Regions from separate parts of the Homo sapiens genome. Here regions 1, 2 and 3 are each linked to region 4. The links are chromatin contacts, found by Hi-C or POLR2A ChIA-PET in ENCODE. All regions are on one chromosome and are shown on one strand. Each heading gives the region's core, a stretch centred on a gene start or an enhancer-like site at or near the end of the contact. The rest is flanking DNA. Distances are from core to core; before and after follow the strand shown. Region 1 has its middle 140 kb from the start of SGIP1. Region 2 overlaps PDE4B (phosphodiesterase 4B). Region 3 overlaps GNG12 (G protein subunit gamma 12). Region 4 holds the start of IL23R (interleukin 23 receptor).

Region 1 (3,438 bases), core at 124-2,623, 770 kb before region 4:
GTAAGAAGCTGACGGTTAGACACACAGGGGAGAGGCTGCTTCATATGGCAGAAAGAGCTGGGACTGCCAGTCCATGAGATGTTTGTTACAGTTCTCATTTCTTTACTTATTTTGCTGGGTGATCTTGGGCAAGTGGCCTAGCTGCTGTTACAACACAACCACAATGATAACTGCCATTCATTGGGTGCTTCCCAAGGGCTAGGCCTTGTCCTAGCCTCTGAACGTTTATTATTGCATTTCCTCTTCACAATAACCATAGGAGGTAGCCATGATTTTCTCCCTTTCGTGGATGAGGGTTGAAGCATGCTGCAGACTCAAAGCCCCTCCCCAGGGCTCTACATCTACCGTAAGGCCACCTTGGGCAGACACTTCTCCTTTATAGAGCAGGGAGCCTCTGACAATGCAAACGTCAATGTCAGATAATTTTTTTTCTTTTAACAATCGTCACTCTGGATGATGCTGGGGTGGTGTGTGTGTGAGGAGTGTTTCCTAGAGAGACATTCATGACAGTTCTTAAGGTCAGGGGCGGTATGGCTGGAGCCACATTTGTGAAATTTAATCACCAAGATTCCCCTTCTTTCAAAAGAGTAGAGCTCCTTCTTCTCCTTTCCAGGCTCTCTGTTTCCGGAGCTTTGGGCTTTACTCTCTAAGAGTTTCAGATGTGTTGAAACTCTGTAGAATTCAGGGGAAATCTTGCTGGGTCAGAGCCTGCACAGTTATCCCTCTGGGAGTTTCCAGCTTTGTGTGGGCTCAATGTCAACAATTTTTGTTCGAGAAGCTCTAGAGCTGGCCAAAGGCCAAAGTTACCCTGGCCAGGTTGTTGGTGAGAAAACTTAAAGGTTATACTTCTATAAGAAGAAAGAGAAATTGTCTTAGCCACAGGCAAATGACAAATGTGTACAAGGGTTTTACATTTGCCATCTCATTCAGCTTCCACACGGGAGACAGGGGATAGTATCCCCATTTTAAAGAAGAGAGAATTGAATTGGCCAAGGTCACCCAGATAATAGTAGAATTGGGAGAGATTTTTCTTTTCAAAACCAGCTCTTCATTGCCCATCGTTCCTTGCTAATTCTCCAGCTGAGACACAGGATCATGTTGCAGTATAAGAACATACCAGACTAGCTGGGATTAAATTTTGGCCTGACTGTGGGCTAGTTACTTAATCATTCTGAATCTCAGTTCCTCATGCATGAAATGAGGCTGAAATTACCAGTATTTGCTTCACAGGGCTCTTGTGAGTTTTCAATGGGTTAATATGGGGGAAATCTTAGAACAATGTACATGACATAGTGTCAGCTATTTTAATCATATAACTTGATTTAAGAAATGCACTGTTGTTTTAGCAGGTATATAGTGTACACTAGGGGAAGGAAAATAATTCTCAGACAACAAATCAGACTCTGTGCCGGGTGGGTGCTTCAGACTCATAACTCATTTAGAGTGTTACCACAGTCCTATGAGTGAAGCACTTAACAGATGAGGAAACTGAGAAATAATGTGCAATGTGACTAATGTTGCTCAGCTACAGAGTATTCGAGCTGGAACACAAACCCCAGGCTGACCCTAGCACTTCTACCTTTCCCTCTGTCGTGGTGTCCGACGCCACTGGATGGAAACGAAGCAGCCCAACAAGAAAGCATGTGCTGGAAAACACATATATGTGACTAGAGGACCACCAGGGAGGGAAGGGCTGCCATCTTACTAACGTTGCCTTATTTTACAAATAAGTTATTTCCTGACCTAGTCTTCTGTACATTTAATTGTGATTAATACTGAAAATTAAAATGCACAAAGCACAGAGGAACCTGGTATTTCAGGAGCCTCCTGTAATTGATTCAGAATTTGAAGACATTCATCTGTATTTGTTGTTTATTGTCTTCCTACTATGTGCTGGATCTGAGGGTTAGAAGGTTAATGGAGGAGTGACACAAAGATTAAATAATGACACACTGAATGGCATGTTCACTAATGATGATAAGCACCATTAAAGACAGCTGGATGGAATTTAAAGGGGTAGATGGTAGTCTGGTCTGATCTAGCCAAGGGCCCAAGAGACAGCATGCAAAAGTCTAAAGGAAGAAGAGAAGGAAAGGATAAATATCACAGACAGAAAGAAAAGCATGAGCAAAGGCTTTATGGCAGAAGGAGCATAGACTATTTGAGGAACTGAAAGATTCTCTCTGTGTCTAGACCACAGAAAAAATGGGTTAAAGAAGTTCAAGATGAGGTTGGAAAGGCAGGAAGGGGCCAGAGTATGCAGAACACTGGTTATCATATAGAATCGGTCTTTGTTCTAAAAGGATGGGGAGGGATTCAGATAAAAAAAATTAAGATTTTTTTACAAGGGCTGTAAAATTGCAAGTAATCTGTTTAGGTTATGATTAACACAACATCATATCATTGTATTATATACTAACATATGGTTAGTATCCATCATATTGTGAAGGTATGACAAACAGCCTTCAACTTACATCCAATTCTGAGGATAATTAATGGCTATGGGAATAATGTGTTGAGACTCAGTGGGTATATCTGGATCCAGTAGGAATGAATACTATTATCCATTAACAATATAGGCCTGTCCAGGCACAGTGGCTCATGCCTATAATCCCAGCCCTTTGGGAGGCTGAGGGGGGCAGATTGCTTGAGGCCAGGAGTTTGAGACCAGCCTGGCCAACATGGTGAAACCCTGTCTTTACAAAAAATACAAAAATTAGCCAGGTGTGGTGGCGCATGCCTATAGTCCCAACTACTCGGGAGGCTGAGGCATAAGAATTCTTGAACCCAGGAGGTGGAGTTTGCAGTGAGCCGAGATCGTGCCACTGCACTCCAGCCTGGGCGACAGAGAGACTCTGTCTCAAAAAACAAAACCAAACAATGTAAACCTGGAATAGACTGAAGCTGGGTGTTCTAACTGTGGCTGCATAAAGCAAAGGGGCTCTGTCATAAGACTGCCCCAGGTCTGAATCACAGCTGTGCCACTTGGTATCTGCTGGAACTTGGGCAGTTTACTTAGTAACTCAGAATCTCAGCTTCCCAAGCTGTAAAATAGACATAGAAGTACCCATCTTCAAGGGACTTTATGAGGATTATTGGAGTTGAAATGTTTAACAATTAGGCACATGATGGACTTCATAATAATAAACTTTCTTAATGTATAAAGAGAATTTGGAAGTATAATTGCAGAATATTTAAAGTTGAAACTACCTTAGGGTAAGTGGGAAGGAAAAAACAGAAAGGACAACTTATTTCAACTTTTCTCAACATAAGTTATCTTTAAGTATGAGTGCTACACAATAGACCTTTACAAAAACAACCAAGAGGGCAGGTGTATGCTCTGCATGCATTCATTCACCAGGTTTGGTAAATGAGTTACCCATTTACCCCGGTAGTATAAGAGATTATTAAACTGTGGCACCAAAAGACAGACATACT
Region 2 (3,573 bases), core at 21-2,520, 790 kb before region 4:
TGTAAAACATTTTCATGTCTTTAAAATGCCTGTTGAATACCTGGAGTTTAGTATCAACTTCTACACAGATAAGCTTTCAAAGTTGACAAACTTTTTTGACTCTTTCTGGAAAAGGGAAAGAAAATAGTCTTCCTTCTTTCTTGGGCAATATCCTTCACTTTACTACAGTTACTTTTGCAAACAGACAGAAAGGATACACTTCTAACCACATTTTACTTCCTTCCCCTGTTGTCCAGTCCAACTCCACAGTCACTCTTAAAACTTCTCTCTGTTTGCCTGCCTCCAACAGTACTTTTAACTTTTTGCTGTAAACAGAATAAAATTGAACAAATTAGGGGGTAGAAAGGAGCAGTGGTGTCGTTCACCGTGAGAGTCTGCATAGAACTCAGCAGTGTGCCCTGCTGTGTCTTGGACCCTGCCCCCCACAGGAGTTGTACAGTCCCTGGCCCTGTTCCCTACCTCCTCTCTTCACCCCGTTAGGCTGTTTTCAATGTAATGCTGCCGTCCTTCTCTTGCACTGCCTTCTGCGCTAACACCTCCATTCCTGTTTATAACCGTGTATTTATTACTTAATGTATATAATGTAATGTTTTGTAAGTTATTAATTTATATATCTAACATTGCCTGCCAATGGTGGTGTTAAATTTGTGTAGAAAACTCTGCCTAAGAGTTACGACTTTTTCTTGTAATGTTTTGTATTGTGTATTATATAACCCAAACGTCACTTAGTAGAGACATATGGCCCCCTTGGCAGAGAGGACAGGGGTGGGCTTTTGTTCAAAGGGTCTGCCCTTTCCCTGCCTGAGTTGCTACTTCTGCACAACCCCTTTATGAACCAGTTTTGGAAACAATATTCTCACATTAGATACTAAATGGTTTATACTGAGCTTTTACTTTTGTATAGCTTGATAGGGGCAGGGGGCAATGGGATGTAGTTTTTACCCAGGTTCTATCCAAATCTATGTGGGCATGAGTTGGGTTATAACTGGATCCTACTATCATTGTGGCTTTGGTTCAAAAGGAAACACTACATTTGCTCACAGATGATTCTTCTGAATGCTCCCGAACTACTGACTTTGAAGAGGTAGCCTCCTGCCTGCCATTAAGCAGGAATGTCATGTTCCAGTTCATTACAAAAGAAAACAATAAAACAATGTGAATTTTTATAATAAAATGTGAACTGATGTAGCAAATTACGCAAATGTGAAGCCTCTTCTGATAACACTTGTTAGGCCTCTTACTGATGTCAGTTTCAGTTTGTAAAATATGTTTCATGCTTTCAGTTCAGCATTGTGACTCAGTAATTACAGAAAATGGCACAAATGTGCATGACCAATGTATGTCTATGAACACTGCATTGTTTCAGGTGGACATTTTATCATTTTCAAATGTTTCTCACAATGTATGTTATAGTATTATTATTATATATTGTGTTCAAATGCATTCTAAAGAGACTTTTATATGAGGTGAATAAAGAAAAGCATGATTAGATTAGTCTGTAGGCCCACTTATTTCACAATTAGTTCTGACATATGAAAAGCAGATCTTTCTCTTCTCTTGTGCCATTCCCCACAAAGAAAGCCAACCACTGTGTCCAGCCAACATCACAACTGAAGTTTCAGAATCTATGTCCAAAAAGTCCCCTAGTTTGGAACATTTCGCTTTTTTCTTAGCAACTGTTCACCCAGCTCAATGATGCAGGAAGGGGGTTGAGGAAGGAAAACAAAACAAAACCACTTTGCTCATCTCGAACTATTTCCTTCTACCTCTTTAAGAGTCTGAAGAGTTTAATCTACTAGATAAATAAGGGAATCCCCAACTTGGCTGAGTCCTCTAGAAAAGTGAATCATAGATTATAGAACATTAGTATAATGCAGTCAGAGAGTCCCATTGATTCATTTGACACATGAAGAATCTGAGGTCCAAAGAGTCATCTTAAACCACAACCCACAGAGCATGGGTGGACACTCAGGGTTTTCTCAGTGATCCATGCAGCCTCTTGTTGGTCATATGGCTAGGATTTTCTTTCTGGAAAGAACTTTTTATATATAAGAAAAATACTTAATGCTTTGTTGAAATCTTAAAGTCAGCATTTTAAAATATTTTATCCTGAGAAGAGTGTGTGTGTGTGTGTGTGTGTGTGTGTGTTTATGTGTGTGTTTGTTGCAGAAGGTTGCAAACAAGAATCGGTGTTGGCCCATAATAATTTAGCCACAAGGGAGTGCTCTGTGAACCAGTAAGATGGTCTTCTCTAAACACAGCTGAAATTAAGATGAGCCGACATTTCAGAACCAGCTTGCCTGCTAGTTGCAGAGCTATTTCCAACATTTTCCATCATCTCTGATATCTGATTGTGCCTCACCATCTCTGAGAGTTTGAAAAGGAGCAAAATAAATTGCTTACAATAGCCAGAGGTGTGAGTTTTACAATGCCCAGAGCTAGAAATATTTGCAGGTTTGTTTTCTACTGAGAAGAGGTTCTTAATTAACCCTTATTGCAAATAAGAATCATGTGGGAAATACATATATTTAAAAACACTTGTTTGGGGCCCATCCTCCTCCCAGATTTCTGATTGAATTGATCTTGGGCAAAGCCCTGGGCATCAGATTTTAAAAATTTCCCCCAGGCTGGAGTGCACTGACATGATCTCGGCTCACTGCAACCTCTACTTCCCAGATTCAAGCAATTCTTGTGCCTCAGCCTCCCATATAGCTGGGACTACAGGTGCATGCCACCACACCTGGCTAATTTTTTGTATCTTAGTAGAGATGGGGTTTCACCATGTTGCCCGGGCTGGTCTCGAACTCCTGAGCTCAGGCAATCTGCCCACTTCAGCCTCCCAAAGTGCTAGGATTATAGGCACAAGGCACTGCACCCAGTCTCTCCCTAGGTAATCTTAACGTGCAATTGGAGTAGAGATCCACCGCTCCAAAACAGAGAATCATGCCTGCAGCTGAGGTGTTCTTTCACCCCCACTGTCTTCAGATATTCATTGTGAACTCATCATGGACAGCATATTATGCCCAATATAGCTATTTTAAACAGTAAATTTTGTTATATCCTGGTTTTATCTTACTGGCTGACTTCTAACTAACTTTTAGGTAAGATGAAACTGCACAGTTTCACTAGTTTCCTATACGGAAATCTCAAGAACCAGGTCAGACCTCAGGCATCCAAGCTAACTAGACCCTTCATGAGTGCAGAAACCATGCCTAGTACTTTCTCCTCCTGGCACAGCGTTCATGCTCAGACATTTGTTGCATCAATCTGGATGTTGATGATGTAAAATTTCAATTAACAGGAAGATCAGAAGAATGCACACTCTAGGCAATTTAACTTTCAGCTTTTCTCACTTAATTGCAATAATCTGTTCTCAGATGTCTCCCCACCCAGCACTGAACCCTCTCCAAGACAGAACAATGTTTTTTGCCTGGTCTCTTTTTTTAACCTTTGTATTCTTCACCAACAAACACTATACCAGCCCTAAGCGAAAGGAGAACCGGTGATGTTTGTTGAGCTAATGACCCAAGACACAAGTAGAACCCTTTTTATTGAAATTACTTGTGAAATATG
Region 3 (3,234 bases), core at 474-2,973, 580 kb after region 4:
GGAGAGAACCTAAAGGGTGGACTACAATTCACTTTTCGAAGGAGTTTTCTGTTTGTAATATGCTTCCTTTGAAGAGTGGAAGTTCTGGGCATTTGGAAGTTTGGTTACAGATCAAGAAAGAAATTCCTGGCTTTCCAGAGTTTGGTGGCTACCAATCAAAGGTCAATCAGATACAAAAATCAGAGTAGTCCTGAAACCATACCATAGGCTACTGGGAAGATGTAACATGCTTTATAAAAAAATAACAATAATCTCTTGCATGCATTTTTCTCTTCAGTGAAACACAGGGATATGAGTTCTTTAAAAGAAGTAGCAAGAAGGGCACAAAAAACAGAAATCGTGCTTGGGGGGATAAGAAGAGAGGGTGGAGGAAGAAGTGCAGCGTCTTTTGGGATGGCAGCTGTTTTATTCGCACCCTCTAAGAGTTCCTGAAATAATTAACATGCACTGCCATTCTTGTTTTTCCAGTGGTGATTTCATCTAGTCCCTACAGAAACTGAGAATTAAATGTCATGGTTTTGTGTTTTGGAAAGCAAAACTCTCCCCCAAACAAGGGAGTTCTGAATACTGCTGAGAGCATGTGAGATCTGAAAAGTCTGCAGAGTGCTAATCATTAACATGCTACTTTTGGAGGCAGGACTGCCCCTTTCTTTGCTATCACATTTCCTTCTATTTGATCCTGCCCTGTACTGGTTTACTTTCTGTTTCTCCCACTCATTACCACGCATTCTTCCATAACACATGTGAAGTCCAGAATAGCCTCTCCCTTTCGGTTGGCCAACTCAACACTTCCCTTACAAACTCTCCTTAAAAAAAAAAAAATCATCTCTGACTTATTTTCCAAGGACTTTCCCTCTTCCCACTCCCCTGGAGGGGAGGAGGTGGGGAACAACCAAACCCTCCATTTCTTCCTGAATAATGCAGGAGAATAAAGCAGAAGGTCTACAGACATTACTTATAGTAACCGCAAATAAAAAGGTGTCTAAGAAGAATAGTCTGCTAACTTAGTTTGGAGGGAGACAGATTTGGGTTCGCATCCTGCCTTTGTCATTTGCTCGTAGTGAGACTATGGATAGGTCGCTTAACCTTTCCCTAAACCTCTGTTTTTTTCACCTGCAAAATGGAACTTTACATTAGGGTAAAATTATTATTTTAAGATAACAGTATTAGGAGTTTTAATAATAAAAAAGCCCTTCCAAGGCTGTAAAGGGAATTAAATGAGACAAAGCATATGGAGTGCCTGGAACACAGTAAGCACTCAATAAATGTTTGCTGCTACTGATGATGATGTAAATCTTTTGAGGAGGAATGTCATCCTTTCCCCCACTGCATATATAGTAACACGGATTCAGTGCTTCTCAAAGCTAAAATACAGTACCAGGAGGAAGGGTCTGGGTACAACTGTTTGCTGATTGCTGCCCCCAGGAAGCACGTCTCAGAGGCAGCCTGCACGACAGAGCAAAGGGCTTATTTTAGGAGCCTCCAATCAGGACAGACTGGTTGATCTGGATGCCTCACCTGGCAAGGCAGCCTCAGCCACACGCCCATCTCCACAGGCTATCGGCATTCCCAGTGGGATGCACCACAGCCCCAGACTGAGAATTTTTATCCACAACTTGTTCCCCTCTCCTGATCTCCCTTCTCCCTTTTGGAGACCTCAAGGCTGGAGAGAAATGAAAAGCAACAGCTCTGCCTGACAAATAAGGTAAGGACTCTGCCTCTCAGGTGCTGAGTCACTGGTTAGGAACTGTCCCATCTACAGACTCTCCCAGAAATTTACACAAAAACACAAAGTTGGGCTCCAAACCTTGGGCACTCTCAGAAAGGCTATGATTCACCAGGGTGTGCTTCAGAACTGAAACTCTGGGTACAGAAGGTACCCACTGCCCAGCCTGCCAACAACCTATCTTCCTTTAAACAACAAAAACGGAGCAGAAAGAGGAAAAAAGCCTGAACCTTTCCTAATAAGGTAATACCACATGCCATTTGTAGTTTTGAATTGCTTGGCACGCCAGGATCATATGACATTCACCGCAGCTACTGCTTCATGCTTGTGTGAGGCTCTCCAGGAAAAATGAGAGAGTCTTTGGTGTGCCTCTGGGGGATTACAAACGAACAGGGAACATGTTCTCCCAGTGGAACCTCACATTTTCCTGATTAACCACACTTGCCTCACATCCCTCTTTCACACTGCTGCCTGCAGGCCTCTTGCTTTGTGGGCTCAGGCATTGTAAAAGTTCTCAGGTTGCTTTGTATGCAGGTTTTCTCTCTCCAACGAGGTGCACGCTTTTTGAGGGCAGAAACACTCCTTTATTTCTTTTGTTTCACCCTGCTATGCTCATCACAGCGTAATTCACCCAGCAGTTACTCAATAAATGCTTGATGACAGACTAGTGCTGAGAATTTTACAGATCAGTAGGTGATCATTTTATATCATTAGCCCCTAACTTACAAATCGGCAGGGTTTCAAAAGTTGGTTTCAAAGAAGGTATTTATGTAGCATATTTTCCCATAGAAACAGTGTTATAACTGGGGCTTAGGTTTCCAGGCCCTCTTATTTCTCAGAATATCCTATATCTACTTACATGCAGTCTTATTGAGCTCTCTCATTTGCCTCAGACTCACATTAGACTGCCAGTATATGTGCAGGATAAACTCTAGTTCTTTCAGTTACAGCAATGCTGACTTGCACAAATTTCCTTTCCCACTTATTAGTCGTATTTTCATATTTTATGACACTATATGTAGCAGCAGGTAATAAATTACTCATCATATACTTTAAAAATAACACTAACAGGTAAGGAGTTATTTTTGCTCCTCATTAAAAAAGATGCATGAACTTTTGTTTTTCCTTTTACATTAAAATATTTTTCACCAGTTTTTAACCTCAGTTATTATTTGGGCCACTCCAGACTTTCCCAACCATTTACACACATTCACCCCCTCACCCACCCACCCACGCATCCACTCATAGTCTACCAGGACTGCCCATTTACATGGATACACATACAGACACACACACACACACACACACACACACGTGCATATACACACACGTTTTAAAATGCATTCTGGGCCACTAAAAATATTTATTAGCCATTATAGAAATGAATGACATTAGTTTTCAAAGTAAAAGCTATAGTTGTTCAACAGAGAGGCAGAGTCTGTGAGCCACTTCTCACTACAGCATAGGGAGAATGTTTAATGGCACCTCTGGGAATAATATAGTATCTG
Region 4 (3,469 bases), core at 424-2,923:
GATACCTTCTAAGAAATGTGTCATCAGGCGATTCTGGACCTGAATAGATTTTTTTTTCAAGGAAGACGGATAAATGGCCAATAAGTATATGAAGAGGTACTCAACATTACTGATTATCACATAAATACAAATCAAAACTACAATGAGCTGGGCGTGGTGGCTCACTCCTGTAATCCCAGGACTTTGGGATGCCAAGACTGGCAGATTGCTTGAGTTCAGGAGTTCAAGACTAGCTTGGGCAACATGGTGAGAACCCATCTCTACCAAAACTACAAAAAATTAGCTGAGTGTGATGGCATGTGCCTGTGGTGCTAGCTACTCAGGAAGCTGAAATGGGAGGATCACCTGAGCCCAGGAGGCAGAGGTTGCAGTGAGCCGTAATCACGCCGCTGCACTCCAGCCTGTGTGACAGAGCAAGACTCTGTCTCAAAACAAAAACAAAAACAACAACCAAAACCAAAAAACAAAACTACAATTAGATATCACTTCCCACCTTTTGGGGTGCCTATGATAAAAAGACAAGATATAAGTATTGCTGAGGGTACAGAGAAAGGGCAGCCTTGTACACTGCTGTTAGGAATGTAAATTGGTACAGTTATCATGGAAAACAGTGTGAAATAAAAACAATTTTATTTAAAAAATTAAAATAGACCTACCTTAGGATCCAGCAATCCCTCTTCTGGATCTATAGTCCCCCCACAGAATGAAATCAGCACCATGAGAGATATCTGCCTTCCCATGTTCATGAAGCGTTAGTCAAAATAGCCCAAACATGGAAATAACATTTTAAGTGCCTATCAGTGGAATAATTGGTAAAGAATCTGTAGGCTATACAGGAATATTATGCAGCCATAAAAAGGAAGGAAATTCTGCCATTGCGGTAACATAGATGCAACTTGAGGGCATTATGCTAACTGAAATAAGCCAGACAGAGAAAGACAAATACTGCGTGATCTCACTTATATGCAGAATCTGAAATAGTTGAACCCATAAAAACAGATGATAGAATGGTGGTTACCAAGGTTAGAGGGTGGTGGAGGGAAAGGAAGCTATTGGTCGAAGGGCATAAACTTGCAGTTATAAGATGAGTAAGTTCAGGAGATCTGATATACAGTATGGTGACCATAGTTAACAATACTGAATTATACAGCATACTTGAAATTTGCTTGAATGTTCTCTCTGCAAAATAAAGAGTAACTAAATAAGATGAGAGATGTATTAACTAACTTGATTGTATAATAACTTCACAAAATATGTATGTATCAAATCATCATGTTGTATATCATCAAATTGTAGAATTTTATTCATCAATTATATTTCAACAAAGCTGGAAAACTAAAAAAAGAAACAAGTGTATAATTAATAACAATGCTGGTTGTAAATTAAAACTAAGCGTCATATTTTTGGTGTCAAAATGTTTGACATTTTTAAGAAAACATGTATAAGTGTTCTGCCTCTTGGATGAGACCATTTTAAATTAAGCTGTAAAAAAAAAGTACCGACAAAACAGTTCACTTTCAGTAATCTGGATTTCCCCAAATAGTGACACGAGAGCCAGTCATTTCGAATTGGACAGTTTGAGTTCCTCTTCAAGAGTCTGCAATGTAGGTCAGGGCTCTGCTGACATTTCCATTGACCTCAGAAGTGAAAATCTAAAGTGAGTGCTGACAGGCAGGCAGTGAGGAAAGAAGACATGACACAGCCAACAAGGGTGGCAGCCTGGCTCTGAAGTGGAATTATGTGCTTCAAACAGGTTGAAAGGTAAATAGGCAGCGATCATCCAAATACTTAAAGACAGCTATATTTCCTTTTGGAAATACATGGGCCAAGTTGTTTTCTCTTGCAAGTTCTCATGATATTCCATGCAGTGGTTACTGATGAAAAGGGAATCTATAATATTATATGGCATCACATTACTTTAAATAATAATTATTGCATATTTCCATCAGTTAACTTCTAACTAGGAACATTTTTAGGGCTTCTGTTGCTTCTTATGAAGAGAAGAATTACTATTGCTAACAAATAATGAAAGGGATCCCTATATTTCTGAGCCAAGGGGACCCCAGTTTTTTTAAATGTTACTAGATATTTTATGCGATATGATGAGCCATGCATTGCGTTCTCTTGTAGTTTTATAGAAAAAGCTCAGGTTTTATTAAACAGATAAAATAACTGAATAATGTTGATCATTGAGTAAATGAGTTAATTCATGTAACTGATTAATCAAATAGTGTAACTCTAGTTGTAAACTAACAACGGTATTATTAGGAATTTCTATAACGTGTTCCTTTCGCGTTCTCTACAGATGAAAGGCTTTTTCCTCTTTTTTAGGGGGTGCGGGGGACAAGGTCTCACTCTGTCGCCCAGGCTGGAGTGCAATGGTGTGATCATGGTTCACTGCAACCTTCACCTCCCGGGTAGCTGGGATGACCGTCACATGCCACCACACTGGGCTAATTTTTGTATTTTTAGTAGGGACAGGGTTTCACCCTGTTGCCCAGCCTGATCTCGAACTCCTGGGCTCAAGCAATCCACCGGCCTCTGCCTCCCAAAGTGCTGGGATTACAGGCATGAGCCACCACGCCTCCCCAGATGAAACGCTTTTTAGAGTCTCACTGGTGAGAGCACATATTGCTTAATCTCACTTCACTTTTCTTAATTTTGAATCCATTTTCTCTGGGAGTTCTGAAATTTTTGGCTCTTCCCAAGTTTAGCTCATCAAAGACTAGTATTTCTGGAGTGTGATAAGTATGTAACTTTGGCAGGGAGAAGAATTCATCACCAGAAGTTAGCTCAGCCCAGGCACCATGGTTCATGCCTGTAATCCTAGCACTTTGGGAGGTTGAGTTGGGAGGACCGCTTGAGCCCAGGAGTTTGAGGTTACAGTGAGCTATGATAATGCCGCTGCACTCCAGCCTGGGCTACAGAGCCTGGCCCTTGTCTCTAAAAAAATTTAAAACATAAAATAAAAAAAGAAGTTAACTCAGAGGAGGAGGTTTCTGATGAGAAAGGCTAGATTAGGAGGCACTGTAATGGATCAAATGCCCTACTGAGTTAATTCATAGTGACTTTTGAAGAGTATAAAATTCCATTTATTTGCTTTACTTCTCCATCTCTTGTTATATCTCCTAAATATACCAGTAACATTTCTTTGCTCTGTTTCCTTCCTTCCTTTCTTCCTTCCTTCTTTCCTTCTTCCTCCCTAATCAAAGGTTCCCATCAAATACAATAATTCTTAGGGAAAAATGTTATGCTTTTTATTATTTTACTAAAATACTACAATTTAAACATTTTTCATATTTTTTTTCCAGAGGGAAACAGTCTTTTCCTGCTTCCAGACATGAATCAGGTCACTATTCAATGGGATGCAGTAATAGCCCTTTACATACTCTTCAGCTGGTGTCATGGAGGTATGGTGTTTTATGTATCTATTGCTATCTTTCATTCAACAAATGGAATATTGAGTGAT

What was found. Hi-C counts contacts between places; a loop is a spot of excess contacts on that map. ChIA-PET counts read pairs that join two places held with the same protein, here RNA polymerase II (POLR2A). Pooled maps may share reads with other maps.
Region 1: a map of GM12878 shows a loop between it and region 4 (2.8-fold over the local background). The contact joins the enhancer-like site here to the promoter of IL23R in region 4. A Hi-C loop is called at or near these places in 1 of 168 maps with a recorded cell type or tissue (GM12878), 4 of 37 single-sample maps with no recorded cell type and 6 of 50 pooled maps. POLR2A ChIA-PET finds 5 or more read pairs at or near these places in 1 of 52 experiments (OCI-LY7).
Region 2: a loop to region 4 is called in a pooled map, with 4 times the contacts of the local background. The contact joins the enhancer-like site here to the promoter of IL23R in region 4. A Hi-C loop is called at or near these places in 10 of 37 single-sample maps with no recorded cell type and 7 of 50 pooled maps.
Region 3: a loop to region 4 is called in a pooled map, with 3 times the contacts of the local background. The contact joins the enhancer-like site here to the promoter of IL23R in region 4. A Hi-C loop is called at or near these places in 2 of 37 single-sample maps with no recorded cell type and 4 of 50 pooled maps.

What each region holds. Positions count from the first base shown.
Region 1 is chr1:66,395,205-66,398,642 of GRCh38, forward strand. No RefSeq gene overlaps it. Among named protein-coding and RNA genes, the nearest start is that of SGIP1, 140 kb to the right of the region's middle. RefSeq lists an enhancer at 2,099-2,278. Within about 2 kb of position 1,374, at least 5 of the 41 ENCODE cell types and tissues checked have a DNase peak (open chromatin) inside an H3K27ac peak, as active enhancers do; they include GM12878 and OCI-LY7, where a contact is called at or near this core.
Region 2 is chr1:66,373,086-66,376,658 of GRCh38, forward strand. It overlaps PDE4B (phosphodiesterase 4B), which reads left to right. Exons shown (of 17, transcript NM_002600.4): 17 at 1-1,489. Among named protein-coding and RNA genes, the nearest start is that of SGIP1, 160 kb to the right of the region's middle. RefSeq lists enhancers at 196-245, 1,192-1,371. Within about 2 kb of position 1,271, at least 8 of the 41 ENCODE cell types and tissues checked have a DNase peak (open chromatin) inside an H3K27ac peak, as active enhancers do.
Region 3 is chr1:67,748,173-67,751,406 of GRCh38, forward strand. All of the region lies in intron 2 of GNG12 (G protein subunit gamma 12), which reads right to left. Among named protein-coding and RNA genes, the nearest start is that of GADD45A, 65 kb to the left of the region's middle. Within about 2 kb of position 1,724, at least 24 of the 41 ENCODE cell types and tissues checked have a DNase peak (open chromatin) inside an H3K27ac peak, as active enhancers do.
Region 4 is chr1:67,164,781-67,168,249 of GRCh38, forward strand. It overlaps IL23R (interleukin 23 receptor), which reads left to right and starts at 1,674. Exons shown (of 11, transcript NM_144701.3): 1 at 1,674-1,761; 2 at 3,312-3,410. The coding sequence starts at 3,341. RefSeq lists an enhancer at 1,426-1,615.